Linked DNA regions of Homo sapiens: region 1 is linked to region 2. A link is a loop called in an ENCODE intact Hi-C map of the cell type or tissue named here. Cell type or tissue: Caco-2. All regions are shown on one strand. Links, peaks and the distances in the headings refer to the core of each region. The heading gives the core; the rest is flanking DNA. Region 1 holds the start of C6orf147 (chromosome 6 open reading frame 147). Region 2 holds the start of OOEP-AS1 (OOEP antisense RNA 1).

Region 1 (15,140 bases), core at 1-8,000, 66 kb after region 2:
CAAATGGAAAACAAAAAAAGGCAGGGGTTGCATTTCTAGTCTCTGATAAAACAGACTTTAAACCAACAAAGATCAAAAGAGACAAAGAAGGCCACTACATAATGGTAAAGGGATCAATTCAACAAGAAGAGCTAACTATCCTAAATATATATGCACCCAATACAGGAGTACCCAGATTCATAAAGCAAGTCCTTAGAGACCTACAAAGAGACTTAGACTCCCACACAATAATAATGGGAGAATTTAACACCCCACTGTCAACATTAGACAGATCAATGAGACAGAAAGTTAAAAAAGATATCCAGGAATTGAACTCAGCTCTGCACCAAGCAGACCTAACAGACGTCTACAGAACTCTCCACCCCAAATCAACATAATATACATTCTTCTCAGCACCACACCGCACTTATTCCAAAATTGACCACATAGTTGGAAGTAAAGCACTCCTCAGCAAATGTAAAAGAACAGAAATTATAACAAACTGTCTCTCAGACCACAGTGCAATCAAACTGGAACTCAGGATTAAGAAACTCACTCATAACTGCTCAACTACATGGAAACTGAACAACCTGCCCCTGAATGACTACTGGGTACATAATGAAATGAAGGCAGAAATAAAGATGTTATTTGAAACCAATGAGAACAAAGACACAACATACCAGAATCTCTGGGACACATTTAAAGCAGTGTGTAGAGGGAAATTTATAGCACTAAATACCCACAAGAGAAAGCAGGAAAGATCTAAAATTGACACCCTAACATCACAATTAAAAAAACTAGAGAAGCAAGAGCAAACACATTCAAAAGCTAGCAGAAGGCAATAAATAACTAAGATCAGAGCAGAACTGAAGGAGATAGAGACACAAAAACCCTTCAAAAAATCAATGAATCCAGGAGCTGCTTTTTTGAAAAGATCAACAAAATTGATAGCTAGCAAGACTAATAAAGAAGAAAAGAGAGAAGAATCAAATAGACGCAATAAAAAATGATAAAGGGGATATCACCACTGATCCCACAGAAATACAAACTACCATCAGAGAATATTATAAACACCTCTATGCAAATAAACTAGAAAATCGAGAAGAAATGGATAAATTCCTGGACACATACACCCTCCCAAGACTAAACCAGGAAAAAACTGAATCCCTGAATAGACCAATAACAGGCTCTGAAATTGAGCCAATAATTAATAGCCTACCAACCAAAAAAGTCCAGGACCAGAAGGATTCACAGCCGAATTCTACCAGAGGTACAAGGAAGAGCTGGTACTAGTCCTTCTGAAACTATTCCAATCAATAGAAAAAGAGGGAATCCTCCCTAACTCATTTTATGAGGCCAGCATCATCCTGATACCAAAGCCTGGCAGAGACACAACAAAAAAAGAGAATTTTAGACCAATATCCCTGATGAACATCGATGCAAAAATCCTCAATAAAATACTGGCAAACCAAATCCAGCAGCACATCAAAAAGCTTATCCACCATGATCAAGTGGGCTTCATCCCTGGGATGCAAGGCTGGTTCAACATATGCAAATCAATAAACATAATCCATCATATAAACAGAACCAAAGAAAAAAAACCACATGATTATCTCAATAGATGCAGAAAAGGCCTTTGACAAAATTCAACAGCGCTTCATGCTAAAAACACTCAATAAATTAGGTATTGATGGGACGTATCTAAAAATAATAACAGCTGTTTATGACAAACCCACAGCCAATATCGTACTGAATAGGCAAAAACTGGAAGCATTCCCTTAGAAAACTGGCACAAGACAGGGATGTCCTCTCTCACCACTGCTATTCAACATAGTGTTGGAAGTTCTGGCCAGGGCAATCAGGCAGGAGAAAGAAATAAAGAATATTCAATTAGGAAAAGAGGAAGTCAAATTGTCCGTTTGCAGATGACATGATTGTATATTTAGAAAACCTCATCTTCTCAGCCCGAAATCTCCTTAGGCTGATAAGCAACTTCAGCAAAGTCTCGGGATACAAAATCAGTGTGCAAAAATCACAAGCATTCTTACACACCCAGCCCCATTTTCGACGCCCTCTACTTGGCAGCCGGTGAGCCCCCGGCCCCTGCGTTTCTGGCTCCAGCCCCAGGTGGCGGCGCTGTAGGCTGGAGCCCCTGGAAAGCGCTGGCCTGGCAGCCCTGGGGAGTGTTCCAGGCCCTTGGACCGCAGGGAGGGCAACCAAATGGCAGAGGCGGTAACGGAGAGCATCCCTGAACGGTAAAAAGTCGTCTAAAGGATCGAAGAAACGGAGTGTGAGCGAGTCCGTGGGCGGGACAGCACCTTCGGGTGCCGGTCAGAGGAGCGAGCGGCGGAAGAGGCGGGTCCAGGGCGGTGTAATTAAGGCGCGGAGCCCAGACCCTCCTGCTACAGTGCCTCGGGCTTTCCTGGAGGCGGGCGGCGGGATGCTGCTCCGTTCTCCGGGTCCTCTCCTCCGGTTCTTGTCGTTTGGTCACGCCCTCAGTTCAGTCGGTTATTGGAAAACGATCAAGGCCCAAAGATGGTTTACGTGGCGTTGTGGATGTTATCACCGTTGTTTGGTGACCGAGCCTGGAGCTTGAGCCCTGGGACGTCTTGCCAGCCGCATGTGGTCCCGTGCCCACTTCTCGCGGTGGCGCGTTAATCCACCTAGACTGTGCATTGGTCCAGTCTGGGTTGACCCCGACCCGAAGTGGCCCTTTCCTTCGCGTCCTGAACTTCGCTTCTCCGTCGGTGTCTGGTCTCTTCCCGCCGGCGGGCTCTGCGGTGGCGGGAGGAGCTGTACTACTCGTGCCTTAGCGCACCCTTACTTTCCCAGGCCAGAAACGCGAAATGCTGTCGGCCTTCCAGAGGCTGTTCCGAGTCTTATTTGTGATTGAAACAGTCTCAGAATACGGAGTCCTGATCTTCATTTATGGATGGCCCTTTCTCCAGACCCTTGCGATGCTCCTGATCGGGACAGTGTCTTTCCACCTTTGGATCCGCAGAAATCGAGGTGAGTGGCTTTAGGGGCCCTGGTAGGAAAAGCTTCCTTCACCCAGGTGCCCGGAAAGGCGAGTTTCGCTTCCGGGATCTTTCAGGATCACTCCAGCTCCTTAGTCTGAAGGCCTAGGACAGTTCTGCAAATCACCATGTTAAAAAAAACCCTGGGTGTGCCTCCTGGTTTGTGAGTAGAAAGGGCAAGATGTGGTTGGGAAGGAAGATTGTGGCTAGAAGCAACCAAAGGTGGAAAATCTAGGACATTTGTGCACTGTAGGTTTAGAAGTCCCAGGAATCCCAGGCCAGCTCCTCTAGGGGGCCATCTTCCACTAAATCTCTTTTGCGGGTCTGCCCCGTCACTTAGATACCCTAGGAGAGCTGATCTCAAAGCGGAGTCCCGCGATCAGCAGAATCAGCATCACCTGAGAACTCCTTAAAAATGCAAACTGCCAGGCGCGTTGGCTCACGCCTGTAATCCCTGCACTTTGGGAGGCCAAGGCCCATCACTTGAGGTCAGGAGTTTCAGACCCGCCTGGCCAACATGGTGAAACCCATCTCTACTAAAAATACAAAAATTAGCCTGGCGCGCGTGCCTGTAATCCCAGGTACTAGGGAGGCGGAGGCAGGAGAATCGCTTGATCCTGGGAGAAGGAGGTTGGAGTGAGCCGAGATGGCGCCACTGCTCTCCAGGCTGGGCAACAGAGCGAGACTCCGTCTCAAGAAAAAACAAAAAAACAAAAAACAAACCAACAAAAAACAACAGCAAAAAACTCTACCGGGTGCGGTGGCTGACACCTGCAATCCCAGTACTTTGGGAGGCCGAGGTGGGAGGATCGCTTGAGCCCAGAAGTCACAGCCTGGGCAATATGGTGAAACCCCGTCTCTACAAAAAAATATGAAAAATTAGCTGGGCTATGTGGCACCCATCTGAAGTTCCAGCTACTCGGGAGGATCACCTGAGCCCGGGGAGGTCGAGGCTGCAGTGAGCCAAAATCGTGACACTGCACTCCAGCCTGGGCAATCGGAGTGAGACCCTGTCCAAAAAGAAAAAAAAAAAAGCCGGACGCGGTGGTTCACTCCTGTAATCCCAACACTTTGGGAGGCTGAGGCAGGTGGATCACCCGAGGTCAGGAGCTCAAGACCAGCCTGGTCAACATAGTGAAACCCCATCTCTACTAAAAATACAAAAATTGCAGCAGGGCGTGGTGGCTCACGCCTGTAATCCCAGCACTTCGGGAGGCCGAGGAGGGCGGATCATGAGGTCAGGGGATCAAGACCACCCTGGCTAACACGGTGAAACCCTGTCTCTACTAAAAATACAAAAAATTAGCCGGGCGTGGTGGCAGGCACCTGTAGTCCCAGCTACTCGGGAGGCTGAGGCAGGAGAATAGTGTGAACCCAGGAGGCGGAACTTGCAGTGAGCCGTGATCGCGTCACTGCACTCCAGTCTGGGCAACTGAGCCAGACTCTGTCTCAAAAAAAAAAAAAAAAAAAAAATTAGCTGGGCCTGGTGGTGCGGTGCCTGTAATCCCAGCTACTCGGGAGGCTGAGGCAGGAGAATCGCTTGAGCCCGGGAGGCAGAGGTTGCAGTAAGCAGGGATTGCACCATTACTGCACTCCAGCCTGGGCGACAGAGCGAGACTCTGTCTCAAAAACAAACAAACAACAACAACAAACTCTGTCGCCTACCCCACATCCACAGAATCAGAAACTCTGGGGGTGAGGCACAGAGACCCGTGTTTTAAGAAGACCTCCAGGTGATGTGGATGCATGCTGTTGAAAAATCAGAGCTCTAGGGTCATCTCCACAAGGCATGCATATGATCAGCTGCTCTCTTTTTAGCCAGAGCACGAGCCAGGCGGTTGCACGGTTCTTCATGGGCCTCTGGGCACTCCGTTTAAGGCTGGGGCCTGAGGGAATCTCAGGCAGGGACGGCGTTGCTTGCGGAAAGCCTGCTGGCCTGGGGATCAAGAGGCCAAGACCCCAGTTCTGTTTGTGCCATGAAAGATGAGGACAGGGAAATGGATGTGTGTGTGGGCAATTGTTCTTAAATCTGTAATGGTTTAAGTAATTGCAAACTCCAGCTTTTAAATAATGCTCTAATGATTTTATTTAATTAATTAATTAATTTATTTATTTATTGTGAGACAGGGTCTCGCTCTGTCGCCAGGCTGGAGTGCAGTGGCCTGATCTCGGCTCATTGCAACCTCCGCCTCCCGGGTTCAAGCAATTCTCTGCCAGCCTCCCGAGTAGCTGGGATTACAGGCGCCCGGCATCACGCCTGGCTAATTTTTATATTTTTAATAGAGACGGGGTTTCACCATCTTGTCCAGGCTGGTCTTGAACTCCTAACCTCGTGATCCACCCGCCTCAGCCTCCTGGGTGCTGGGATTACAGGCATGAGCCACCTTGCCCGGCTGCTCTAATGGTTATATAATAAATAATTTACATTAGTTTAGTGTTGATCAGTGTTCTTTCCAGGGTAAAAGGAAAAACATTTTCAAAAGGTAGTTGTGTCTTCTCACAGTGTTTGGGGGTTTAAGTGAAAGTTTTATTTTCTCTCTTTCTTCCTGGTCTGTCACCCAGGCTGGAGTGCAGTGGCACAATCTCAACTCACTGCCATCTCTGCCTCCTGGGTTCAAGCGATTCTCCTGCCTCAGTCTCCTGAGTAGCTGGGACTACAGGCGTGCGCCACCACACCTGGCTAATTTTTTTGTATTTTTAGTAGAGACGGGGTTTCACCGTGTTGGCCAGGATGGTCTCGATCTCTTGACCTCGTGATCTGCCTGCCTCGGCCTCCCAAAGTGTTGGGATTGCAGGCATGAGCCACCACGCCCAGCTAAGTGAAAATTTTCTAAATAGTCTTCAACTCCCACCCCCACTGCCCCGGGGCACCAACCCCCACCCCAAGCTAGAAGGAGGGTATTATCTATTCTGGGGAATTCTGTCCAGCAGTCCAGTCAGATGAGGGCATGAAATAGCTCCTTGGTTTGTGAACCACAGGGCTCACTGCTAGCTTTAGCACAAGCAGTTCAGTTGCAGGAGTGAGATTCTCAGAAACCAGGTTGGAGTGAGTTGAAAAATTTAAATGGGGATGCATGTGGAATATGTTTAGTGGACGTTTTTAGTAAGCAGAACTGATGCTCCTGGATGGGAAAACCTGGGTAATTTTTGTTGGGATGGGGAAATAGCTGGGAACGGAGAGGCTGGGGGAAGAGGGAGCTTAATTACTCGGGGTGTCGGGTGAGGGAGGGCAGAGTTGATGCAGTGGGAGGGAGAGTCTAGAGGTAGCAGCCTCCAAGCCCCAGTGAAAGCAGAGGGGTTGTGATTTAGAGCTCTGGTGGAGGGGAGCAGTTTCTGGTAGAAGGAGGAGTATAAGTAGGAGCAGGAGGCAGGAAGGGTGAGGATTCAGGGAGCTATATGGAAAGATTCATTCTGGTTGAAGATAAAGAATACTCATTTTGTTTAATCCCTGATTACTTAATTTATGACTACTAATTAACATTTCCGCAATAAAAACACTAAATGCATATGTACCTGCTTTCATAACTAATAACCCAAAACTTACAGACTTAAAAATATAATTTGCTCAATTTAAAAATAATCAGAGGCCAGGCGTGGTGGCTCACACCTGTAATTCCATCACTTTGGGAGGCCAAGGTGGGCAGATCACTTGAGGTCAGGAGTTCAAGACCATCCTGGCCAACATGGTGAACCCCGTCTCTACTAAAAATACAAAAATTAGCGGGGTGTGGTGGCGGGCTCCTGTAATCCCAGCTACTTGGGAACCTGAGGCAGGAGAATCACTTGAACCCAGGAGGTGGAGGTTGCAGTGAGCCAAGATCGTGCCACTGCACTCCAGCCTGGGTGACAGAGTGAGACTATGTCTCAAAAAATAATAATAATTAAATCAAAATCCAATATATTATATTCTCTTAAATGCTAAAAACTTTTAAAAGTAGCTAGAATATCTTAAAAATTTATTTGTTAACCTTTGAGGGCTTGCTCAAGTGCCAGGTCCTTTCTGTTTTGGATGTGTGCTCTTCTTCAATATTCAAAGAAGCCCATGAGATTGGTTCTCTGATTACTGCCTTGAATTTCAGACACAGAGAAACTAAAAAACTTATCTAAAGTCACTCATCCAGTAAATGGAAAAGTTGAGGTTTGAATCTTGGCTCTTATGCTATGTTGTCTCCTTATGATTGTAGTGAATACAAAATAGATAACAGTTTCATTGAAACCAGTTTAAGAAAGGCGAATTCCATGACTTCAAATTTGTTTCTTTATTATCTCTCTCTATATTTTTTATATTATATATATATTTTTGAGATGGAGTCTTGCTCTGTCACTTAGGCAGGCTGGAGTGCAGTAGCGCAATCTTGGCTCACTGCAACCTCTGCTTCCCAGGTTCAAGCAATTTTCGTGCCTCAGCCTCCCGAGAAGCTGAGATTACAGGAGTCTGCCACCATGCCCAGCTAATTTTTGTATTTTTAGTATAGATGAAGTTTCACCATATTGGCCAGGCTGGTCTTGAACCCCTGACCTCAGGTGATCTGCCCACCTCAGCCTCCCAAAGTGCTTGGATTACAAGTGTGAAGCACTGCATCTGGCTTCTATACTTATTTTAATACTGGAATGGGATGCAATTTGTTATATATGTTCCCAGAATTGCAAAAATATTACCAGGATATATCTTGATACTTTGGGTTTTAGTAGTTTTCAAAGACCTCCAAAGAAAACGCATCCCAGACCAGCTATGTTGGTGACTGATAGATTCAGAAAGGAAACTGGACCTTGTTTCACAGTCCAGTTCTGTGAAACCTGAGCCAATTATTAGGCTAAGTCTAGCAATCCACTCATTATGTTGCCAACCTTTTCTTTGATTTTACTTAATTTTTGTTTTAAAGTATGTAATATATGTCATTGTAGCAAATTCAGAAGATATAAAAGGGTATGTGAACAAAAGTGGCTGGCGCAGTGGCTCACGCCTGTCATCCTAGTACTTTGGGAGACCAAGGTGGGAGAGATCTCTGGAGCCCAGGAGTTCAAGACCAGCCTGGGCAACATAGTGAGACCCCGCCTCTATTACATATATTTATAAAAATAAAACATGAAAAGCCTCTCCCATTCATGGCTCTCAGTCTTCCAGCTCTACCCAAATAAATTTTATGTAATATATGCATATTTTATATGTATGTATATGTATGTATTTTAATGTGTGGCAGGATATTTTATACATTGTACCTTTACTTTTTTCATTTTTAATTTTGAGATTTTAGACTTTCAAAAGAATTTCAAAAATCACAGTGTTTCAATACACCCACTACACAGCTTCTACTTATGTTAGCATCTTACCTAACCGTAGAACAATTTTTTTTCTTTTTTTTTTGAGATGGAGTCTTGCTCTGTCACCTAGGCTGGTGTGCAGTGGCATGATCTTGGCTCACTGCAACCTCCGCCTCCTGGGTTCAAGCGATTGTCATGCATCAGCCTCCCGAGCAGCTGGGATTACAGATGCCTGCCACCACGCCTGGCTAAGTTTTGTATTTTTAGTAGAGAAGGGGTTTCCCCACGTTGGCCAGGCTGGTTTCGAGCTCTTGACCTCAGGTGATCCACCCACCTTGGCCTCCCAAAGTTTTAGGATTACAGGTGTGAGCCACCGTGCCCAGCCCACAAAATAATTTTCAAAACCAAGAAATTATTTGCATTTCACCATTTTTTTCATGATTTTAGTTTTTCTGTTCTAGGATACAATTCAGAATCCCACATCATGTTTAGTTGTCCTATGTCCTTGGTCTTGTCTCATCTTTCACAGTTTCTTAGTCTATCCTGTCTTTCATGACCTTGGAACTTCTGAAGAATATCAGCTATTTTCTAGAATGCATCTCAGTTTGGGTTTGTCTGATGTTTTCTCAGGATTAGACTGAAGCTATACATTATTGAGAAGGATGCTACAAAATGATGTGATCATGTGCCCTTCTCAGTGCATCGTATTTCAGGACAGGTGATGTTAATTTTGATCACTTGGCTAGGAAATTGCTTGTGTTCTTTACTGAAAACTTGTGGTTCTTCCATTTGTATTACTAAATATTGTGGAGGAGATACTTCAGACTATGCAAATATCTTGTTTCTGCCTAAACCATCACCCGTGAGTTTTAGCATCAGGGGTCAATTTTGCCTGAGGCAATGATTACTGTGGTCCAGTGGTGATTTTCTCTCTCTCTCTCTCATTCCTTCTGCATTTATCAATGGGAACCTTCATGGAACAGCTGTTGTTTCTTCACCAATGGCTCCTGAATCCCCCCACCCCCAAATCTCTTGTAACCACCATTTTATTCTCTATGAGTTCAACTTCTGTACATTCCACACATAGGTGAAAGCATGAGATATTTTTCTTTCTGTGCCTGGTTTATTTCACTTAACATAATATCCTCCAAGTTTATCCATGTCACCGAAAATGACAGGATTTCCATCTTTTTATTTTTATTTTTGGGGCAGAGTCTCACTCTGTTGCCCAGGCTGGAGTGCAGTGGCACAATGTCGACTCACTGCAACCTCTGCCTCTTGGGTTCAAGCAATTCTTGTGCTTCAGCCTCCAGAGTAGCTGGGATTACAGGCGTGCGCCATCACACCCAGCTAATTTTTGTATTTTTAGTAGAGACCGGGTTTCACTATGTTGGCTAGGCTGGTCTCAAACTCCTGTCCTCATGTGATCGGCACACCTCGGCCTCCCAAAGTGCTGGGATTACAGGCATGAGCCACCGCGCCCGGCCAGATTTCCATCTTTTTAGGCTGAATAGTATCTCATATATCTATATCACATAATGACATTTCAGTCAATGATGGGCCTCAAATACAATAATGGTCCCATCAGACTATAATAGAACTGAAAAATTCCTATAACAGTGGCGTCGTAACCATCAGAATGGTGACAGCACAACACATGAAGTGTTTGGCATGATGCTTGTGTAAACAAACCTACTGCACTGCCAGTCCTATAAAAGGTACAGTACTACCCATTGTATTACAGTTGCCTACAGGATTCAGTTGTATAATATGCCATACAGGTTTGTAGCCTAGGGGTAATAAGCTTTTACCATATAGCTTGGGTGTATAGTAGGCTATACAATCTAGGTTTGTGTAAGTACACTCTATAATGTTTGCACAACTATGAAATCTCCTAACAGTGCATTTTTCAGAATGAATCCCTGTTAAATGATGCATGACTGTATTTTGATTCATTCCAGATTTTCTTTTCTTTTCTTTTATCTATTTTTTTGAGACAGAGTCTCGCTCTGTTGCTCAGGCTGGAGTGCAATGGCACGATCTCGGCTCACCACAACCTCCACCTCCTGGCTTCAAGTGATCCTCCTGCCCCAGCCTCCTGAGTAGCCGGGATTACAGGTGTGTGCCACCATGTCCAGTTAATTTTTGTATTTTTTTAGTAGAGGTGGGGTTTCACCAGTTGGTCAGGCTGGTCTCAAACTCCTGACCTCATGATCTGCCCACCTCGGCCTCCCAAAGTGCTGGAATTACAGGTGTGAGCCACTGCACCCAGCCCATTCCAGAATTTTTTTCTAAACATATACATAAATGAATCTATATAGAGTTCTTAAAATGTACATTATATATGGCAGCAGACAGGGTGCAGTGGCTGATGCCTGTAGTGCCAGCACTTTGGGAGGCTGAGGCAGGATTGCTTGAGCCCAGGAGTTCAAGACTAACCTGGGCAACGTAGTGGGGTCCCTCTCTCTTATATAAAAAAAAAAGTTAGCTGGACATGGTGGCACATGCCTGTAGTCCCAGCTACTTGGGAGGTGAGGTGGGAGTATCACTTGAGCCTAGGAGGTCGAGGCTGCAGTGAGCTGTGATTGTGCCACTGTACTCCAGACTGGGCAAGAGAGTGAGACACTGTCTCTAAGAAAAAAAAAATTTAAAAAACCCTAAGAAACCATTATACATATAGCACAGAATTAAGTATCATATAGTTTTCTGCAACTTGCTCTAAATTTAACAGAATGTTGGTTCACCTTTACAATATCCAGGACAGTATATTATAAGGTGTTTCCATACTGCATACACAATTCCGTCGCTAGGAATTCTGTTTACTTATGAAAGGTCCAGACACCTGTGTCCCAGAATGCTCTCGAAATCATTAGTGAAAAATTGGAGCATATGCAAGTGTCATTTAATGGATATAAAGACAGGTGATTTTTAACAGTGAGTTAGAGTTATGTATACTAACAAAATTGTAAATAATATATTGTTGATTTTAAAATGCCTGTTCAAAACTCTGTGTAGATTATGATAGAAATGGGGAATGAAGGGCAAGGTTTTTTTTTTGTTTTTTTACGGAGTCTCGCTCTGTCGCCCAGGCTGGAGTGCAGGGGTGCGATCTCGGCTCACTCACTGCAAGCTCCGCCTCCCGGGTTCACGCCATTCTCCTGCCTCAGCCTCCTGAGTAGCTGGGACTACAGGCGCCCGCCACCACGCTCGGCTAATTTTTTGTATTTTTAGTAGAGACGGGGTTTCACCATGTTAGCCAGGATGGTCTCGATCTCCTGACCTCGTGATCCGCCTGCCTCGGCCTCCCAAAGTGCTGGGATTACAGGCGTGAGCCACCGCGCCCAGCCGAAGGGCAAGGTTCGTGTCTTCTCAAGATTTTGTTTGAATTCATTGGACACGTATGACCCATGCTGAGGACCAGTCAGACAAGCATGGTAAACTGGCAAGTCTGGCGGCACTGGCTTAATTCTAAGGAAAACTGGATTTTCCATTGGCCTAAATATCCTAGACAACTGCAAACCAAAGAGGTGAAGTTTTTTCCACTTCCAGTATTTAGTCAACCCACTGACATTTTACCTGCATACAGGGCTTATGGATGCCACATGGGGGAGTGAATCCTAAGTTGTGTCTAGTCTTTCATTCAACAAATATTTATGGAGCACATTGTATGTGCCAAGCAGTTCTAGGTGAAGCGAGTACAACAGTGGTGGAAGGAAGGAGTCCTTAGGAGTTCATAGTCTAGTGGTGGTGATAGGGGAAACAGGCATTAATAATGTCTGCTAATTAATTAAGCAAGATTAATGAGAATAACACATAATTGGGTGAGGATATAATTTGGAGAAAAAAAGCAGAGGAGGAGGATGATGTTGTGATTTTCAATTGGGAACCCAGGGAAGGTGTCAGTGGAAACCAGGTAATATTTAATTAACAGACCAGAAGGTGGTGTGGAAAGTGGAAGGGGGAATGAGCTACAAAGCTACGAAGGAAAAGTGAACCGTAAGTGCAAGGGAGAGACAAGGAGAAGGAAGGAGAGAGAAATCTGGAGGAGGAGTCCAAGGTTTAGAGCCTGAACATCCTGAAGAGTGACACTGCCTTGAACTGATGTGGAGAACACCTTCCATGTAGCAGGTGTGTGGGACGGAGGTCAGGGCTCTGGTCGGGTCCTTCAAGGTTAGTTCATGGGAAGCGTGAGGGGATGAGTAGGGGAGGCTGCGATTATGGATGTGAATCCAGAGTCTCCAGCAAAGGGATGTTATTTAACGCCAGGAGACTGCAGAGAGTACCAGGAAGTGAGTGGCTCCGATCCTGAGAAGGTGGGGAACCAGCCTAGGGCCTCACCTGCTCACTCAACTACCCCTGTGTACTTTGTCCCTGCGTTCTCCTCAGCCCAGGAAAAGAATCCCCTCCTTACCCCGCCCCCACTTATCCCAGCAGAATCCCCTCCTCTCATCCCTCCGCCTAGACCACACCGCGGTCTCATTCATTGAAAACCTGATCTGTATCAAACTGGGCCATTCAGGCCAGGTTGGCAGGGTCCTTGTCACCTCCCGTAGGAGCCGCAGGGTCGGGAGGCTGGCGTGTCCAACAGCGCGAGGGGTCCTGGCTGGGGGGTCTGAGCTAGGCGTGCAATCCCGAGCCCCCTCCGCCCCTGCATCCTTCCGCCCTTTTAGGCGCCCCGCCGGCCACACAGGGCCAGTGTGCAGGGCGTGAGGGAGGGACGCGGCCCAGAGGGGCGGCTCCTTGACGCCACCCAGCGCAGCCCGGAAGCAGCCGGAGGTCCCAGCTGGGGAGGGGTGGGGGGACGTTGGATGGCTGGGTTCTGTCACGTCCCCTCCCAGCTCCGCAGTCAGCGGCTCCGTTGGAAGAGAATGTGAACCGCGCTGTCTCCAACAAAGCTGCTCACGGAACAGTGCGTTTAACTTGGCTGCTGGTCGTCGGAGGCGTCAGTCCCTTCAGCAGGGGCGGCTGCTGTGCCCACCCCCGGGGCTGTGCGCCAGAGAACGGTCAGACTCCGCCAGGGATTCTTCTCCTGAAAGAAAAGCACCAACTATCTCCCGAGCGAGCTCTCGACCCACGAAGGCCCTCCCCCGTGCTGGTCCAGCTGCGTGCTGTCGGTGGCATCTGGTGGCTCTAGTCTTGGAGGTTTCCGCGTGCTCCCATTTCTTGCCGTTTTTCTCACTAACGCAGAGGGTCTCCCAATAGGTCTGACACCAGCCTCGTGGACCCTGAAAGATGAAGTCAGCCTCAAGTCGGCAATTCCTTGCCGGAATTCCCCCTTCATTCACTTACTCTCTACAAGTTGCATCCTCTGTCTTCGACATCCCACACTCCTCCTCTTCCTCCCCGTAAGGAGTGTAATAGTATATGTTTACTTAGAAATTTCCCAGGCTGTGGCTCCTCCATATAATCCTAGCTACTTGAGAGGCTGAGGCGGGAGGATCGCTTGAGCTAAGTAGTTGGAGGCTGCAGTGAGCTATGATTGTACCACTGCATTCCAGACTGGGTGACAGAGCGGAATCCTGTCTCTAATAACATCTTAAAAGTTTACAGGCCGGGCGTAGTGGCTCAAGCCTGTAATCCCAGCACTTTGCAAGGCCGAGGCAGGTGGGTCACCTGAGGTCAGGTGATCCTGACCCTGACGGACATGGTGAAACCCCGTCTGTACTAAAAATACAAAAATTAGCCGAGTGTGGTGGCGGGTGCCTGTAATCCCAGCTACTCGGGAGGCTGAGGCAGGAGAATTGCTTGAACCCGGGAGGCGGAGGTTGCTGTGAGCCAAGATTGCGACACTGCACTCCAGCCTGGGTGACAGAGCAAGACTCTGTCTCAAAAAAAAAAAAAAAAAAAAAAAAAAAAAATTTGCAAAGTATAGAGTCCTTCCAGGGCAACAGCTTAGTCTATATTGGAATAGCCTAGTAATGGGAAGAACTCTTGCCAAGGAAAATGGGATTGAGAAATGCTGCATGTGGGAAACTTGAGCCTGTCCTTGCATTTGTCCCATGTGATCCTGGATAAAACCTACTCTCCCTCCTCCATAGCATGTTGAATTGTGTCATCTTCCTCTCCAGTTGGGTTCTACCTGGTCCCTAGGAATGATTGCCTTGACCTCTACTTTTTTTTTTAGACAGAGTCTCGTTTTGTCACCTTCACTGCAACCTCTGCCTCCCAGGTTCAAGGATTCTTCTGTCTCAGCCTCCTGAGTAGCTGGGAATACGGGCATGCCCCACCATGCCCGGCTAATTTTAGTATTTTTAGTAGAGACAGGATTTCACCATGTTGGCGAGGCTGGTCTCAAACTCCCGGAGTCATGTGATCTGCGGTTTTGCCAATATACCTCAGCATCTTGCAAAGGGAGATTTTTGCTAGGACACCGTAGGCCAGAATTTCAGTGCAGGTTTGAGCCAACATTTGGAAAATTAAACCTTGAAGACTCAAGTTATTTCAACAAATCATTTGGAGAAAATCTTTATAAACAAATGTTGAAGTCATTTCTGCTGTAGGAATTCTGGCCATTGCATGGGCTCTGCTTGCCATGTATTCCTGCTTGCATTTTCCAATAATGATTTTTTAAAAAGAAAGAACACTTAAAAGCATATACATTGATTTTGTTCAAAAATCAATTTTAATGCTTCTTGTGTTATAATGTTAGCAACAAGGCTAGTGAGTATATAAATTGGTTCAACCTCAATGGGAAGACATTTGGCAATACCTTATCAATTGGAAAGGTACACACCCCTTGACACAGCAAATCTACGTTTGGAATTTCATCCTGTATTTATACTCCTACTTGTAAGAATTGACGTGTACAAGGATATTGATTGCAACAGCATTACTGACAAAGGCAAAAGATAGCATACAAACTAAATATTCATGAAACAACAG
Region 2 (15,276 bases), core at 3,020-11,019:
TTTTGAGACAGAGTCTCACTGTATCACCCAGGCTGGAATACAGTGGCACAGTCTCAGTTCACTGCAACCTCTGCCTCCCGGGTTCAAGTGATTCTCCAGCCTCAGCCTCCCAAGTAGCTGGGTTTACAGGCACGGTGCCACCACTCCCGGCTAATTTTTGCCTTTTTAGTAGACATGGGTTTCGCCATGTCGGCCAGGCTGGTCTCGAACTCCTGACTTCAAGTGATCCACCCACCTCAGCCTTCCAAAGTGCTAGGATTACAGGTGTGAGCCACCGCGCCCAGCCTGGTTTTTTATATTAATTGTCCCCCCACGCCGGCCCACCTCTTTCCCTGGACATTCAGGCTACCAAGAAGAGTGTACTGGCCATCCTGAATTCCTCAGCCCATGCTTACCTTTAGTCCTATGCAAAGTAGTGTCTGTTCCTGCTTTACTGGAACACTGCAGTTTTTGGCAAAGTGAGGACTAACTTTCTCAACCTTTCCTTCCCCACCTAAAACACCTTTTCTTCAACTAGCTTTCAATTTTGAGATTTGCCAACATATGGTCTTGGCCTTCAGCTCTTCCTCCGGGCTACTCTAGGTATCCAGAGTGAAGCTCTCTGGTGCCTGAAGGCATACCTCAAAGACTCAGCCTGAAATCCAAGTAGCCTGAATTCCAAATCTTGTGAGTGAACTTGGGCCTATCCACCTCCCTTCTCATTCACTGCTATTTTTATGTTCTGGAACTTACTCCATCTTCTTCTTTTTCTTCTTCTTTTTTTTTTTTTTTTTTTTTTTAACACTTTTTTGTTTTGTTTCATCTTTTTGACTTTTTCTTCTTTTTGAAATGGAGTTTCACTCTTGTTGTCCAGGCTGGAGTGCAATGGTGCAATCTTGGTCCACTGCAACCTCCACCTCCTGGGTTCAAGCAATTCTCCTGCCTCAGCCTCCAAAGGAGCTGGGATTACAGGTGCCCGCCACCACGCCTAGCTAAATTTTTTTATTATTATTATTTTTAGTAGAGATAGGGTTTAGTCACGTTGGCCAGGCTGGTCTCGAACTCCTAACCCCAAGTGATTCACCCGCCTAGACCTCCCAAAGTGCTGGGATTACAAGCGTGAGCCACTGTGCCTGGCCTTGATTGTATTAATCAACATCCAAATGTGACTCAACTTACTTCATCTTCTCTAGCCTCTCTACCATATAGTTTCTAATGTGTAGATAAATCACAATCTGTTGAGACTAATCATATTTGGTGTCTAGATCTCTAAAGTCCTCTTTAAAAACAAAAAACAACTCAAAGTTTAATCTGCTTACTAAAAATTATATAAATCATTAAGTGTGACGCTCAAGAAAATTTCAAAGTAATAGTGATGTAACAACCACCCACATCAAACTTGCTTACTTTCTGAACTTTATATAAATGGAATCCTATAGTGTCTTTTAGCTCACTCATGTTGGGAGTAGTTTATTAATTTTCAATGGTATATAACATTTCATTGTATGGATCTGCCGCAATTTATCCATTCTATTATAGATAGACATTTGGTCATTTCTGTTTATTTCCATGTTGAAAAACACTACTATGAACACTCATTAGCATTGTTATTGGTGCATTTCAATAACTGCTCAGGAGGCTGAGATGAGAGAATCGCTTAAGCCCAGGAGACAGAGGTTGCAGTGAGTGGAGATTGCACCACCACACTCCAGCCTGGGCAACAGAGCGAGACCCTGTCTCAAAAAAAAAAAAAAAAAAAGAATTTTGGAAAACTTGTATCACCACTGTCTTGACACCTTCCCAATTATTACATTTTTCTGATGAGATTGGTGGTGGTACTAATCAATGTGATTTTTTATTATACTGTATAATGAAATGAGTCAGTATTTGGAAAATTAAATATTTCAATAAACCAATATTTTCCTAACGACTAATGAGTGATGTTACAAAATCATGCACGAATAAAAAAGCCATTCAAAGTGTAAGAAGCTACCGTTTGCTGAGTGTTGGTATAGTAGAAAGAATAGTGTCCACAATTATCTAAATATCTGTGTGAGGCTGGATTTTCTTCAGTCAAAACAACATATTGCAACAGATTTAATTTGGAATAGGATATGAGGCTGGGCATGGTGGCTGATGCCTGTAATCCCAGCACTTTCAGAGTTGGAAGTGGGCAGACTGCTTGAGCTCAGAGCTCTGGAGTTTAAGACCAGGTTGGGCAACATAGCAAAACCCTGTCTCAATTTTTAAAAACCATTAAAAAACAAAAAAAGATATGAGAAACCAGCTGTTGTCTATTAGGCCAGACATTAAACAGATTTACAAACATGTAAAATAAGGCCACTTTTTTTTTTTTTTTTTTTTTTTGAGATAGAGTCTCACTCTGTTGCCCAGAGTGGAGTGCAGTGGCACAATCTTGACTCACTGCAACCTCCACCTCCTGGGTTCAAGCGATTCTCCTGCCTCAGCCTCCTAACTGGGATTACAGGTGCACACTACCATGCCCGGCTAATTTTGTATTTTTAGTAGAGACTAGGTTTCACCATGTTGGCCAGGTTGGTCTCAAACTTCTAACCTCAAGTGATCCACCCGCCTTGGCCTCCAAAGTGCTGGGATTACAGGCGTGAGCCACCATGCCTGGCCAGGCCACTGAATTTGTTTTGAGAAACAAATTATTTTTCAGGCCAGGCATGGTGGCTCACACCTATAATCCTAGCACTTTGGGAGGCTGAGGCAGGAGGATTGCTTGAGCCCAGGAGTTTGAGACCAGCCTGGACAACATGGTGAAACCCTGTCTCTACAAAAGCATAAAAATTAGCTGGACGTGGTGGCGCACGCCTGTAATCCCAGCTACTCAGGAGGCTGAGGCAGGATAATTGCTTGAACCCTGGAGGTAGAGGTTGCAGTGAGCCGAGATCATGCCACTGCACTCCAGCCTGGGTGACAGAGACCCTGTCTCAAAAAATAATAATCATAATCATAATCATTTTTCATTAAAAGGTTATCCATGTTAACGTGAGTTATAGTCATTGAATTAGGTTTCTCAAAGTTTGAATTTCTAATATAGTAAATATCAGTATCTATACCTTACAAAACAAAAGCTCTTTAGGGTAATCAATAATTTTTTTTTTTTTTCTGGAGACAGTATCTGGCTCTGTTGCCCAGGCTGGCTGGAGTGCAGTGGTGAAATCTCGGCCCACTTTAAACTCCACCTCCTGGGCTCAAGCAATTCTCCTACCTCAGCCTCCCAAGTAGCTGGGACCACAGGCATATGTCACCACGCTCGGCTAATTTTTGGATTTTTTAGTAGAGATGGGGTTTCATCATGTTGGCCAGGCTGGTCTCAAACTCCTGACCTCAAGGGATCCACTTGCCTTGGCCACCCAAAGTGCTGGGATTACAGGCCTGAGCCACTGCGCCCTGCTGGTACTCAACATATATATATAGATTTTCTTTCTGAGTTGGAGTTTCATTCTGTCACCTTGGCTGGAGTACAGTGGTGTGATCAGGCATGAGCCACCATGCCTGGCCTCAATGATTTTTAAGAGCAGGGGGACCCAAACATTTGAGAACTGCTGGCTCAGATGATCTTAGAGTTTGTAGCTCGGCCCAGTGGCTCAGGCCTATAATCCCAGCATTTTGGGAGGCTGAGGTGGGTGGATTGCTCGAGCTCAGGAGTTCAAGACCAGCCTGGCCAACATGAAGAAACCCCATCTTTACAACAAAATACAAAAACATTAGCTGGGCATGGTGCACACACCTGTCATCCCAGCTACTCTAGAGGCTGAGGTGGGAGGATCGCTTGAGCCCTGGAAGTGGAGGTTGTGGTGAGCCAAGATCATGCCACTGCACTCCAATCTGGGTGTCAGAGTGAGATACTATCTCAAAAAAAAGAAAAAAAAATAGAAGAAGAAGAAGAATTTGTAACAATAATATATGCAGGCTGGAGCATTTGGCATAAATTAAATAGGGTTACTTGGTGAAAACTCAGGTTTTTAACTTGAAAGCTGCCTGGTACAGCTATAGGTTGTAGGTGCGGTGGTGGCTCACACCCATAATCCTAGCACTTCAGGAAGGCCAAGGTAGAAGGCTCGCTTGCGGCCAAGAGTTCAAGACCAACCTTGGCAACATAGCAAGAACTTGTTTCTACAAAACATAATTTTAAAAAATATTAGCTAGGTGTGGTTGCACTCACCTGTAGTTCCAGCTCCTCAGGAGACTGAGGCAGGAGAATTGCTTGAGTCCAGACGGTCGAGGCTACAGTGAGCTGTGATTATGCCACTGCACTCCCGTCTAGGTGACAGAGTAAGACTCTGTCAATGAATGAATGAATCAATACAAGTAAATATAAATAAATACATAAAAATATTGCTGGCTTTTTACAGTATGTTGTTCAAAACCAGACCCAACAAACTCACTTACATGAGTTAATTTTGAGGCCACAAATACCTATCACATCTTGGGTGATATCAGAGAAACATTTGAGTAGAGAGGAAGTTGCATAGCACAGTTCACTCATAAAGTAGAAATGGTATATTCACGAGAACTTGAGAAAGTTCGAGGTGTGGTGACTTGCATGCATGAGCAGGTTGTTTATCTACTCCTGAGGCAGATAATAAAGCCGTCCCAGAAACTACTCACCCCTATTGCTTTGTGAGCAGAGCCCTATAGTTCTCTCTCAGCTGAAGCAAAACATGCTGCCTACATTTAAAAGGGGTCTTGAGGTTTTGGCTCCAGTTTGTGTCTCATCTTTACAGTTTTCACAGGATTATATTTTCAGCAAATAGAACAGCTCTAGAAACTTCCTTGGATGTGCCTTTAAAGTTTACACCAAGGCTGGCTTAAGATTGTAGTCAGTTTCTCTCTCCCATGGTAATAAGACCACATATGTCTAGCTAATTGTGTTAACTGGCAATGGCACAATGAAAGAAAATGGAAGTCTAATGGTAAAACACAATTATATAAGGATGTAGCCAAAGAACCATAGGGCATCTCACCAACAATAAATTTTTTTACAATTTTAGGGAAGAGAGGAAGAGAGAAATAAAATCATGGGCTGGGTGCAGTGGCTCACGCCTGTAATCTCAGCACTTTGGGAGGCCAAAGCGGGTGGATCACCTGAGGTCAGGAGTTCGAGACCAGCCTGGCCAAAATGGTGAAACCTCTTCTCTACTAAAAATACAAAAATTAGCCAGGCATGGTGGCAGGCACCAGTAATCCCAGCTACTTGGGAGGCTGAGGCAGGAGAATCGCTTGAACCTGGGAGGTGGAGGTTGCGGTGAGCCGAGATCGCACCAGTGCACTCCAGCCTGGGTGACAGAGTGAGACTCCATCTCAAACAAACAAACAAACAAAAACCACAAAAATCAGCCAGGCTTGGTGGTGGGCGCCTGTAATCCCAGCTACTCTGGAGGCTGAGGCAGGAGAATTGCTTGAACTCGGGAGGTGGAGGTTGCAGTAAGCTGAGATCTTGCCATTGCACTCCAGCCTGAGCAACAGACTCCGTCTCAAATAAATAAATAAATAAATAAAATCATGTTTCGTTGGGCTGTATGTATAAGGATCAGCATCAGATCTTGACAGTGAAGTGAACCCAGGGTCCTTAATTGAGATAGATGTGGAATGTTGTATTCAAAAAAAAAAAAAAAAAAAAAAAAAAAACAACCCCTTGTCCAAAACAGCTGCGACTGAGTTGTCAATTAAGGCTGTTTCTCTGTATCAAAGTGACTTAGAAAAACAAACGAAAAAAGAAAAACAAAATTAAAAAATAAATAAAGTGACTTAGATCCTCCAGGCAAGAATGGATGTTTCATTGTTACTGATAAATAAATTTAAATAGTACATTTTCTGATAGTCTGTAATTTTAGAGAATAATGTTTCTCACTGAGTAAGAACATAATAGTCATTCAAAAATGGGAGATCGGCTGGGTGCGGTGGCTCACACCTGTAATCACAACACTTTTGGAGGCTGAGGTGGGTGGATTACTTGAGGTCAAGAGTTCGAGACCGGCCTGGCCAACATGGTAAAACCCCGTCTTTACAAAAATTCACCTGGCCGTGGTGGCGGGTGCCTGTAATCCCAGCTACTCGGGAGGCTGAGGCAGGAGAATCACTTGAACCTGGGAGGCAGAGGTTGCAGTGAACAGAGATCGTGCCACTGCACTCCAGCCTATGCAACAGAGTGAGACTCCATCTCAAAAAAAAAAAAAAAAAAGGGAGATCATTATGACAATTTACAGCTGCAGCATGTCTTTGGGAGAAATTTAGTTTTGCAGCTGGTTTTATCTGTGTCTGTCTCAACCTGCTATAAATGATGGCAGATTTCTCTTTTCTCTCAGGATATAGTTATATAAAACTTAATTTTATATAAATATATACTGTATATAATATATAAGCTATATATATTATATATAAGCATATATATGTTTTATATATAAGGAAAAGAGAGTCCAGGCTGGAGTGCAATGGTGCCATCATAGCTCATTGCAGCCTCTGACTCCTTGACTAAAGGGATCCTCCTGCCTGCAGCTCCCAGAGTAGTTGGGACTACAAGGCATGAGACACCACACCGGGTTAATTTTTAATTTTTTTGTAGAAACAGGGCCTCCTTATGCTGCCCAGGCTGGTCTCCAACTCCTGGCCTCAGGCAGTCCTCCTATCTCCCACAGTGCTGGGATTACAGGCCTGAGCCATCCCTCTAGGCTCACTAATCTAATTTTTACTTTCTGTTCTCTCAGCTGGGAAAAGGTTAGTTCTCTTAGTAAAGAGGTGCCTTGGAGGGGATTCTAGAAATGGTTAGAAAGCTCAGCTTCACCTTAAATACAACCAAAGCTACTCAAGTATGTCAGCAAAGAAAGTCTGTTTTTTAAAAGAAGAGTTGGCTGGGTGTGGTGGCTCATGCCTGTAATCCCAGCACTTTGGGAGGCTGAAGTGGGTGGATCACCTGAGGTCAGGAGTTTGAGACCAGCCTGGCCAACATGGCGAAACCCCGTCTCTACTAAAAGTACAAAAATTAGCCGGGAATGGATGGCAGGAGCCTGTAATCCCAGCTGCTCAGGAGGCTGTGGCAGGAGAATAGCTTGAACCTGGGAGGTGGAGGTTGCAGTGGGCCAAGATCCCGCCACTGCACTCCAGCCTGGGCGACAAGAGCGAGACTCTGTCTCAAAAATAAATAAATAAATAAGTAAATAAATAGTTAAGTATGAGATCAGTCTCCCTTCCCCCATCAGTAAATCAAAACAACGATTAGGAGACATATTTTAATAGTTCCAGTAAAAACTCCAGGCTAGGCTGGGCACGGCTCATGTCGTAATCCCAGCACTTTGGGAGACCAAGGCAGGAGGGTTGCTGGAGCCTAGGAGTTCCAGACCAGCTTGGACAATATGGTGAAACCACATCTCAAAAAACAAAAACAAAAAACTCCAGACTATGATCACACAGGCAAATATACAGAGAAGGTAAGGTGAAAGGAGAAGTATGTGTTTGACTACAATTTCAGGGCTGGGGGCAGGCCTGGAATCTAAGCCTTCTTTACCATCTCTGCAACCATCATCATTTGTTGCTGGTAGGATTGGGATTGGCTTCAAGTTTTGGTCCTGTAGATCTGATTGGCTCTGTACCACAGAAGTGGAAAGCTGGGCAAACACATGGGAGTGGGTCCTGGAAAGGGCCTAGTCATACTGGGGCCTCTGGGGTTCCACATCACTGGATGAAGGCAGCCAGGCATTACGACTTTCATAGACTCCAGGTACTTTTAATGGAGCCCCTTTCCTCCATTAAAAAAATACATAAAATTGTACGTTATCTTTATTTTATTTTTTTAGAGATGGGGTCTCTGTCACCCAGGCTAGAGTGCAGTGGTGCAATCATAGCTCACTGCAGCCTCGACCTTGTGCACTCAGGCTATCCTTCCTCAGCTTCCCGAGTAGCTGGGACTACAGGCGCATGTCACCACAACCAGCTAATTATTTTATTTTTTGTAGAGACAGGTCCTCTCTATGTTGCCCAGGGTGGTCTCAAACTCCTAAGCTCAAGTGATCCTCCCGCCTCAGCCTCCCAGTGATGGGATTACAGGCATGTATATATATTTTAAAAATATATTTAAAAAATATATTTTTGGCAAAGCGCAGTGGCTCAAGGCTATAATCTCAGCACTTTGGGAGGCCGAGGTGGGTAGATCACCTGAGGTCAGGAGTTCGAGACCAGCCTGGACAACATGGTGAAACTCCACCTCTAGTAAAAATACAAAATTAGCTGGGTGTGGTGGTGCATGCCTGTAATCCCAGCTACTTGGGAGGCCTAGGCAGGAGAATCACTTGAACCCAGGAGGCGGAGGTTGCAGTGAGCCAAGATTCGCCATTGCACTCCAGCCTGAGCAAAAGAGCAAAACTCCGTCTCTAAATAAATAAATAAATAAAAAATAATTGCATACTTAAAATCTTCTGGCCCTGGCCAGTTGCAGTGGCTCATGCCTGTAGTCCAACATTTTGGGAGGCCAAGGCAGGAGGACTGCTTGAGCCCAGGAGTTCGAGACCAGCCTGGGCAACATAGGGAGACCTCTGTCTCTACAGTGGGTGTGATGGCATGCACCTGCCTCAGCTACCCAGTGAGCTGAGATCGTGCCACTGCACTCTAGCCTGGGTGACAGAGTGAGACCCTGTCTCAAAAAAGAAAACAAAAGAAGAGAAGGAGCCCTCTTCCTTTCTCCGCCATCGTGGTGTGTTCTTGACTCCGCTGCTCGCCATGTCTTCTCACAAGACTTTCAGGATTAAGCGATTCCTGGCCAAGAAACAAAAGCAAAATCGTCCCATTCCCCAGTGGATTCGGATGAAAACTGGAAATAAAATCAGGTACAACTCCAAAAGGAGACATTGGAGAAGAACCAAGCTGGGTCTATAAGGAATTGCACATGAGATGGCACACATATTTATGCTGTCTGAAGGTCACGATCATGTTACCATATCAAGCTGAAAATGTCACCACTATCTGGAGATTTCGACGTGTTTTCCTCTCTGAATCTGTTATGAACACGTTGGTTGGCTGGATTCAGTAATAAATATGTGAGGCCTTTCGTTTTTAAAAAAAAAAAAAAAAAAAAGGAAAGAAAAAGAGAAGGTGAGAAAGAATCTTCCGGCCCTTAAGAGCTCTGTGAAACGTCAGTTTGCTCTGGCCGCTTTCCCATTTTGATCTCGGGCTGGCGTCAGGCCCACTGCAGGATCCCTGGCACCCCAAGAAGCTAACCCAGATGGCGGGAAAAGTGTTCTATTAACCCAGCCAAGTTGGCTCAGTGCATCTCTCCACCTCAGTCTCTGGTGTTGGCTTCCATGCACTCGGGAAAACTGCCCACTTGTCCCCAGGCTTCCAAGGAGGCCCACGTGACTGACTGAGCTCCCAAAAGGTTTTCTTGCACAATAGCCCTCCTGTTTTGGCAGGCTCAGGTGCAAAGGCCTATCGGTCTCCCCAAAGCTGAGAGATGCGAAACCAACACTTGCGAATCAGATTCTGGCCTCTCACTGAGCAGGGAGGTTCTTTCCTCAGGGGAGAGCAGTAATCCCACAGGATCATTTCTTCCTTGAGGAAGAAATAACTGAACTAGCCACTGTTGGGCTACACCTGAGACTGAGTTGTATCTGAGACTAACTGCTTCACGGTGTCCAGCATGCTGGGGATTTATGTGGGGTTTATGGCAGAAGATCCCCACAAGATAATGGGGTGCCATCTTTTCCACACCAGGAAGTGGAATTTGAGAGAAGTTAACTTATTCCTGTGTGGCTCAGATCACCACAGTCCCCCTAAAGAAGCTGTTAAAATTCTATACATGCTGGGTAAAATATTCTTTGTCTACAGTAATGTAAGTGCGTCTCATGATTAGATTAAGGCTTTAATTTTTTTAGGTTTATTTTTAGGGTCTCGCTCTGTCACCCAAGCAGGAGTGCAGTGGTGTGATCATGGCTCACTGCACCCTCAAACCCCTTGGCTTAAGCGATCTGCTAGCCTCCACCTCCTAAAGGGCTGGGATTACAGGCACGAGCCACAATATCTGGCCTTGATTAGGTTAAGGGGTTTTTGTTTGTTTTTTGAGATGGAGTCTCACTCTGTAGCCCAGGCTGGAGTGTAGTGGTGCCATTTTGGCTCACTGCAACCTCTGCCTCTGGGGTTCAAGCAATTCTCCTGCCTCATCCTTTCGAGTAGCTGGGATTGCAGGTAACCACCACACACTGGCCAAATTTTTTTATTTTTATTTTTTTTTATTTTTGAGACAGAGTTTTGCTCTTGTTGTCCAGGCTGGAGTGCAATGGTGTGATCTTGGCTCACGACAACCTCCGCCTCCTGGGTTCAAGTGATTCTCCTGCCTCAGCCTCCTGAGTAGCTGGGATTATAGGCATGCACCACCATGTCCGGCTAATCTTTTGTATTTTTAGTACAGACTAGGTTTCTCCATGTTGGTCAGGCTGGTCTCGAACTCCCGACCTCAGGTGATCTGCCCGCCTCAGCCTCCCAAAGTGCTGGGATTACAGGCATGAGTGACCGTGTCTGGCCCACACCCATCTAATTTTTGTATTTTTAGTAGAGACCGGTTTTCTCCATGTTGGTCAGGCTGGTCTCAAACTCCTGACCTCAAGTGATCCTCCTGCCTTGGCCTCCCGAAGTGCTGGGATTATAGGCATGAGCCACCTTGCCTGGCCAGGTTAAGGTTTTAAATGTTTATTGCATCAGAGCCATAGCTAAATCTTGTTTTCCTGTAAGTATGCCCTGCACACCTGATAGTCAAGTTTTCTCAGAAACCATTGAGGGTGAGAGGGGGTGGGATCAGGGGCAGAAAACTGGAACCTCCACACAGTCCTAGATGATCATGTGGAGTCTGGAACATGCTTTTCACTATTTTGAGTTTTTTCTTCTATGCTGGCTGTGGTGGCTCACGCCTGTAATCCCAGCACTTTGGGAGGCCAAAGTGAGAGGACTGCTTGAGCCTAGGAGTTCAAAACCAGCCTGGCAACATAGTGGGACCCTGTCTCTACAAACAGACAAACAACAACAACAACAAAAAGAGCTGGAAAATAGCTGGGTGTGGTGGCAGGTGCCTGTGGTCTCAGCTACTCAGGAGGCTGAGATGGGAGGGTCGCTTAGGCCTGGGAGGTCGAGGCTTCAGTGAACCGAGATCGTGCCACTGCATTCCAGCCTAGGCAAGAGAGTGAGACCTATCTCAGAAAAATAGAAGTTTTAAAACAAACACATAGTTAATTGTAAGAACGAAATAGTATATTCAGCAGATACTATTCTGAAACAACCAAACAATATTTCTACAAATATAGTAGAAAATGTGTAAGGACATGCATGGGGATGATATATACACACTAGCTTCAGGATGATTTCCTCTGGAGAAGGAAAGGAAAGATGCTTGAGTAATATCTGTTTTAAAAACAGAGGAGTGAGGCAAATGTGGGGAAATGTCAACATCTGTTAAACTCGGGGAGGGTACATGGCCGTGTTATATTACTTTTTTGGATGTGTGAAACCTTTCATAATCCAAATTTTTAATTAAAATTACAAACATTGGGAAAAAATGTCCATCGATAATGGTTGTCTTAGGATACTGGAAATAAAGGAAAATTGTCTAACTTGCTACATGTTCTATAAGACCACCTCTGACGTGTTGTTTAAAACATGACACACTTGCTTGAATGATTTAAAAATGGTAACCATCCGGAGAGTCAGAAGATAACAACAGGGAGCAGAACAGAGAAAACTGACACATTGAACAAGCCTGCCCTGGGTCCGATATACCTATCTTTGGGAGGCAACGATGAAACCTTAACCTAGCCAGCAAAGGTGATTCCCAGTCTATTAATAGAGTCGTCAATTCAAACTCACACTGTTAATCAGCTATAAGGTGGGCAGAGGACTTTCAGGCTAAGCATACCTTACGAGCAGAGATGACGAAGGAGAGCATTGGAGACCCAACAGGAGGCCAAATGAATACTAGTTCAAGGTCAAAGAGGCAATCCCGGCGATTGAAGCAGCGCAGGAAGTGTCCAATGGTGCCGCTATGCCGGGGCGTCGCTTGCACCCGCTCACCCCGACGCGGTGCGAGGCGCCGCCGGAAGGGGCGGAGCGGGTCGAATATGGTAAAAGAGAGCCCGAGCTTCGCGCCTGGGTCTGGAAGAGGTCTTGCGAAAGCCGCCTCGAGCGCGCTCCGCGGCTGCTGGTCCCAGTATGGTCGATGATGCTGGTGCCGCTGAGTCCCAGCGGGGCAAACAGACTCCGGCCCACTCCCTGGAGCAGCTGCGTAGGTTACCACTTCCGCCGCCACAGATTCGCATCCGGCCCTGGTGGTTTCCGGTGCAGGAACTGAGAGACCCTTTGGTGTTCTACCTAGAGGCATGGCTGGCAGACGAGCTCTTTGGTGAGCGACCCCAGGTGTGCTAGTGGGCTGTCCACCTCCAGTCTGAGAGAGGCTTGGCAGAGCAGCTCTCTACAGTCTCTTTCCCAGATTCGCAAGCCAGGAGTGTTGCAGTGATGCCCACCTTCCAGTTCTTCCCTTCCCTGGCCAACATTCCCTTCAAATCCAGCTTCTAACCTGCCACCGTGCAGCCCCTCAGAGTTTTTCCTTACTTGTTTAGGCCCAGACCGAGCCATAATTCCAGAAATGGAGTGGACGAGCCAGGCCCTGCTGACAGTGGACATAGTGGACTCAGGGAACCTAGTCGAAATCACCGTTTTCGGGCGGCCCCGTGTACAGAATCGGGTGAAGAGCATGCTCCTGTGCCTGGCATGGTTTCACCGAGAACATCGTGCCCGAGGTGAGGGTCTTTGAGAACCTGCATGTGGAGGAAGCCACGAGTGACCATACTGGCCTTGCTCGGTTTCCTTCCATCCTCCCTTAACCTTCTCAAAATTTCTTGGTTTCCAGACCCCAGGGAGCTAGCTGTACGAAGTTTGTTGGGAGGGGATCCTGGGGTAGGACCTTGGGAAAGTCAGCAGAGATCTGATAGATTCAGACCCATCACTGCCCAAGTCAGCCTCACCTGGGTTACAGCACTATCGCAGATCTTTCTCTCCTCCCCAACTCCCAGTCACGGAGTAGTTCGAAACAGCAAACACTTGTCCCTGTCCATGGTTAGTATCAACTGCTTCTCTTCCAGCTGAGAAGATGAAACACCTTGAGAAGAACTTGAAGGCCCATGCATCAGACCCCCACTCTCCCCAGGATCCTGTTGCTTAAGACAACATAGTTACTGTTGGGAACATCTTAACTTTCTAACTTTTGCTGCTAAAGTTGAAGAAAAGCAAGTATAGCATTCTTAAATCCCCGTATTCCTTTTTCCTGTGTCTTGATGGATTGTGGTTTATTTTGTTGCAAGAGTGAGTTTGAACTATTCTAATAAAGAAATGGCTATTTTGCCAAAAGCATTAAGATCTTCACACACTTATAATAAAGCAAATTTATAAAAGATTGACTCCCACTCATGTTTTGATATGAAGGGTGGGCAGGTGATAGTTTTGTAGGTTTTTGTTTTTGTTTTTTTTTCCTGAATTCCCATCATTTTGAAACTCCTAATCCTTTTATGATTTTCTGGTCAGAGAGAGGCCCTCACCCACAGGGAGCGGATATGCAGGGGCAGATAACCTCACAAATGGTGATCTGTTTTGTTTTTACATAATTGGTCCTCAAACTTTAAAGCTTGTAAGAAATCACCTTGGGAGCTTGTTAAAACACAATTTCCTTGGCTCCTTCTCCAGAGAATTCTGATTCAGTACTTTTGGGGTGGGGCTTAAAATTTCATTTCTGATGAGCTCACACATACTACTAAAGCAGCTTATCTGAGGCTCTCACTTTGAAGCTGGTAATTGATCCCCCGAAGAGCACCAGCTGTGCGTTTTCCTGGAGTGGGGCATCCATTGGGCAGAGGATGACGTTGCAAGAAGCAAGCCTGGGCGGTCAGCGTTCATTAATGGTAGTTTTCGATTTACCACGGAAGAGCAGGGTTCCCAGGCACCTTGGCTCGTGGATGGCGCCCTGCCTTGGAGCCGGCTGTCTACCTTTTTCTACAAGGCGAGGCTGCACGGGTGTCCGGCATGGGCCAGGTTGTTTTTCCACTACGTGTTGTACTGAAATTACCAATCTCTGCAAAACAGCTCCTATCCTTGCCGCCCCACTTTCTGGAAGTAGAATTTTTGGGGCGAAAGGTGCCAAAAGCCCTGTGGGTTCAAGCACAGTTTGGATTGGTTTGACTCATGGAATTTATTCACTCCTTGGCAATAAAGTATTCTAGCCTTTTGCAAGCGTTTTAAACTCACAAGTCTCTTTAATTGTGCTTTTTTGATTAGAGGTGATGTTGAATATTTTCTTTGTTTCAGTTTTACATTTTTCTTTATTCATTCCTTTTTTTTTTTTTTTTTTTTTTTGAGATGGAGTCGCTCTGTCCCCCAGGCTGGGGTGCAGTGGCGCAATCTCGGCTCACTGTACGCTCCGCCTCCCAGGTTCACCCCATTCTCCTGCCTCAGCCTCCCGAGTAGCTGGGACTGCAGGCGCCCGCCACCATGCCCGGCTAATTTTTTTTTTGTATTTTAGTAGAGACGGGGTTTCATTGTGTTAGCCAGGATGGTCTCCATCTCCTGACCTCGTGATCCGTCCACCTCAGCCTCCCAAAGTGCTGGGATTACAGGCGTGAGCCACCGTGCCCAGCTTTCCTGGTGAGATTTTTATTGTTTATTTTTATTTATTTTTGAGATGGAGTCTCGCTCTGTTACCCAGGCTGGAGTGCAGTGGTGTGATCTCGGCTCACTACAACCTCCGCCTCCCGTATTCAAGCAATTCTTCTGCCTCAGCCTCCCAAGTATCTGGGATTACTGGCATGTGCCAACACACCTGGCTAATTTTCGTATTTTTAGTAGAGACGGGATTTCACTATGTTGCAAGGGTGGTCTCAAACTCCTGACCTCAGGTGATTCTCCTGCCTTGGCCTCCCAAAGTGGTGGGATTAGAGGCGTGAGCCACTGCACCTGGCCCTGGTGGGATTTTTATTTTTATTTATTTATTTTATTTTATTTTTTGAGACAGAGTCTCGCTTTGTCACCCAGGCTGGAGTGCAGTTGCACGATCTTGGCTTACTGCAACCTCCGTCTCCCAGGTTCAAACGATTCTCTTGCCTCAGCCTCCTGAGTAGCTGGGATTACAGGTGCGTGCCACCACGCCCAGCTAATTTTTTGTATTTTTAGTAGAGATGGGGTTTCACCATGTTAGCCAGGATGGTCTCGGTTTCCTGACCTCGTGATCCACCTGCCTCAGCCTCCCAA

The links. Hi-C counts contacts between places; a loop is a spot of excess contacts. Peaks named below come from ENCODE experiments on the same cell type or tissue, not always from the same donor. Only the 100,000 strongest peaks of a DNase experiment are listed, where the experiment ranks them.
Region 1: it touches region 2 in a loop (5-fold over the local background); 6 of 110 quality-filtered maps call a loop at or near these places.

Annotation. Positions count from the first base shown.
Region 1 is chr6:73,297,400-73,312,539 of GRCh38, reverse strand. It overlaps C6orf147 (chromosome 6 open reading frame 147), which reads left to right and starts at 2,162. Exons shown (of 5, transcript NR_027005.4): 1 at 2,162-2,234; 2 at 2,812-2,988. It overlaps LOC122539213 (KHDC1-KHDC1L), which reads left to right and starts at 2,381. Exons shown (of 7, transcript NR_173146.1): 1 at 2,381-2,988. It also overlaps a transcript of KHDC1 not described here and the pseudogene KHDC1-AS1. RefSeq lists enhancers at 2,014-2,273, 2,794-2,863, 4,525-5,152. In Caco-2, for the core only: CTCF peaks have their summits at 2,129 (motif pointing right) and 3,293; DNase peaks (open chromatin) are centred at 2,339, 2,629 and 3,039; H3K4me3 peaks cover 2,288 bases.
Region 2 is chr6:73,366,709-73,381,984 of GRCh38, reverse strand. It overlaps OOEP-AS1 (OOEP antisense RNA 1), which reads right to left and starts at 12,281. Exons shown (of 2, transcript NR_174946.1): 1 at 11,900-12,281. OOEP (oocyte expressed protein) reads left to right here and starts at 12,088. Exons shown (of 3, transcript NM_001080507.3): 1 at 12,088-12,382; 2 at 12,600-12,779; 3 at 13,122-13,430. The coding sequence starts at 12,193. The coding sequence ends at 13,201. It also overlaps the pseudogene RPL39P3. In Caco-2, for the core only: no CTCF peak of the experiment used is centred there; a DNase peak (open chromatin) is centred at 6,584.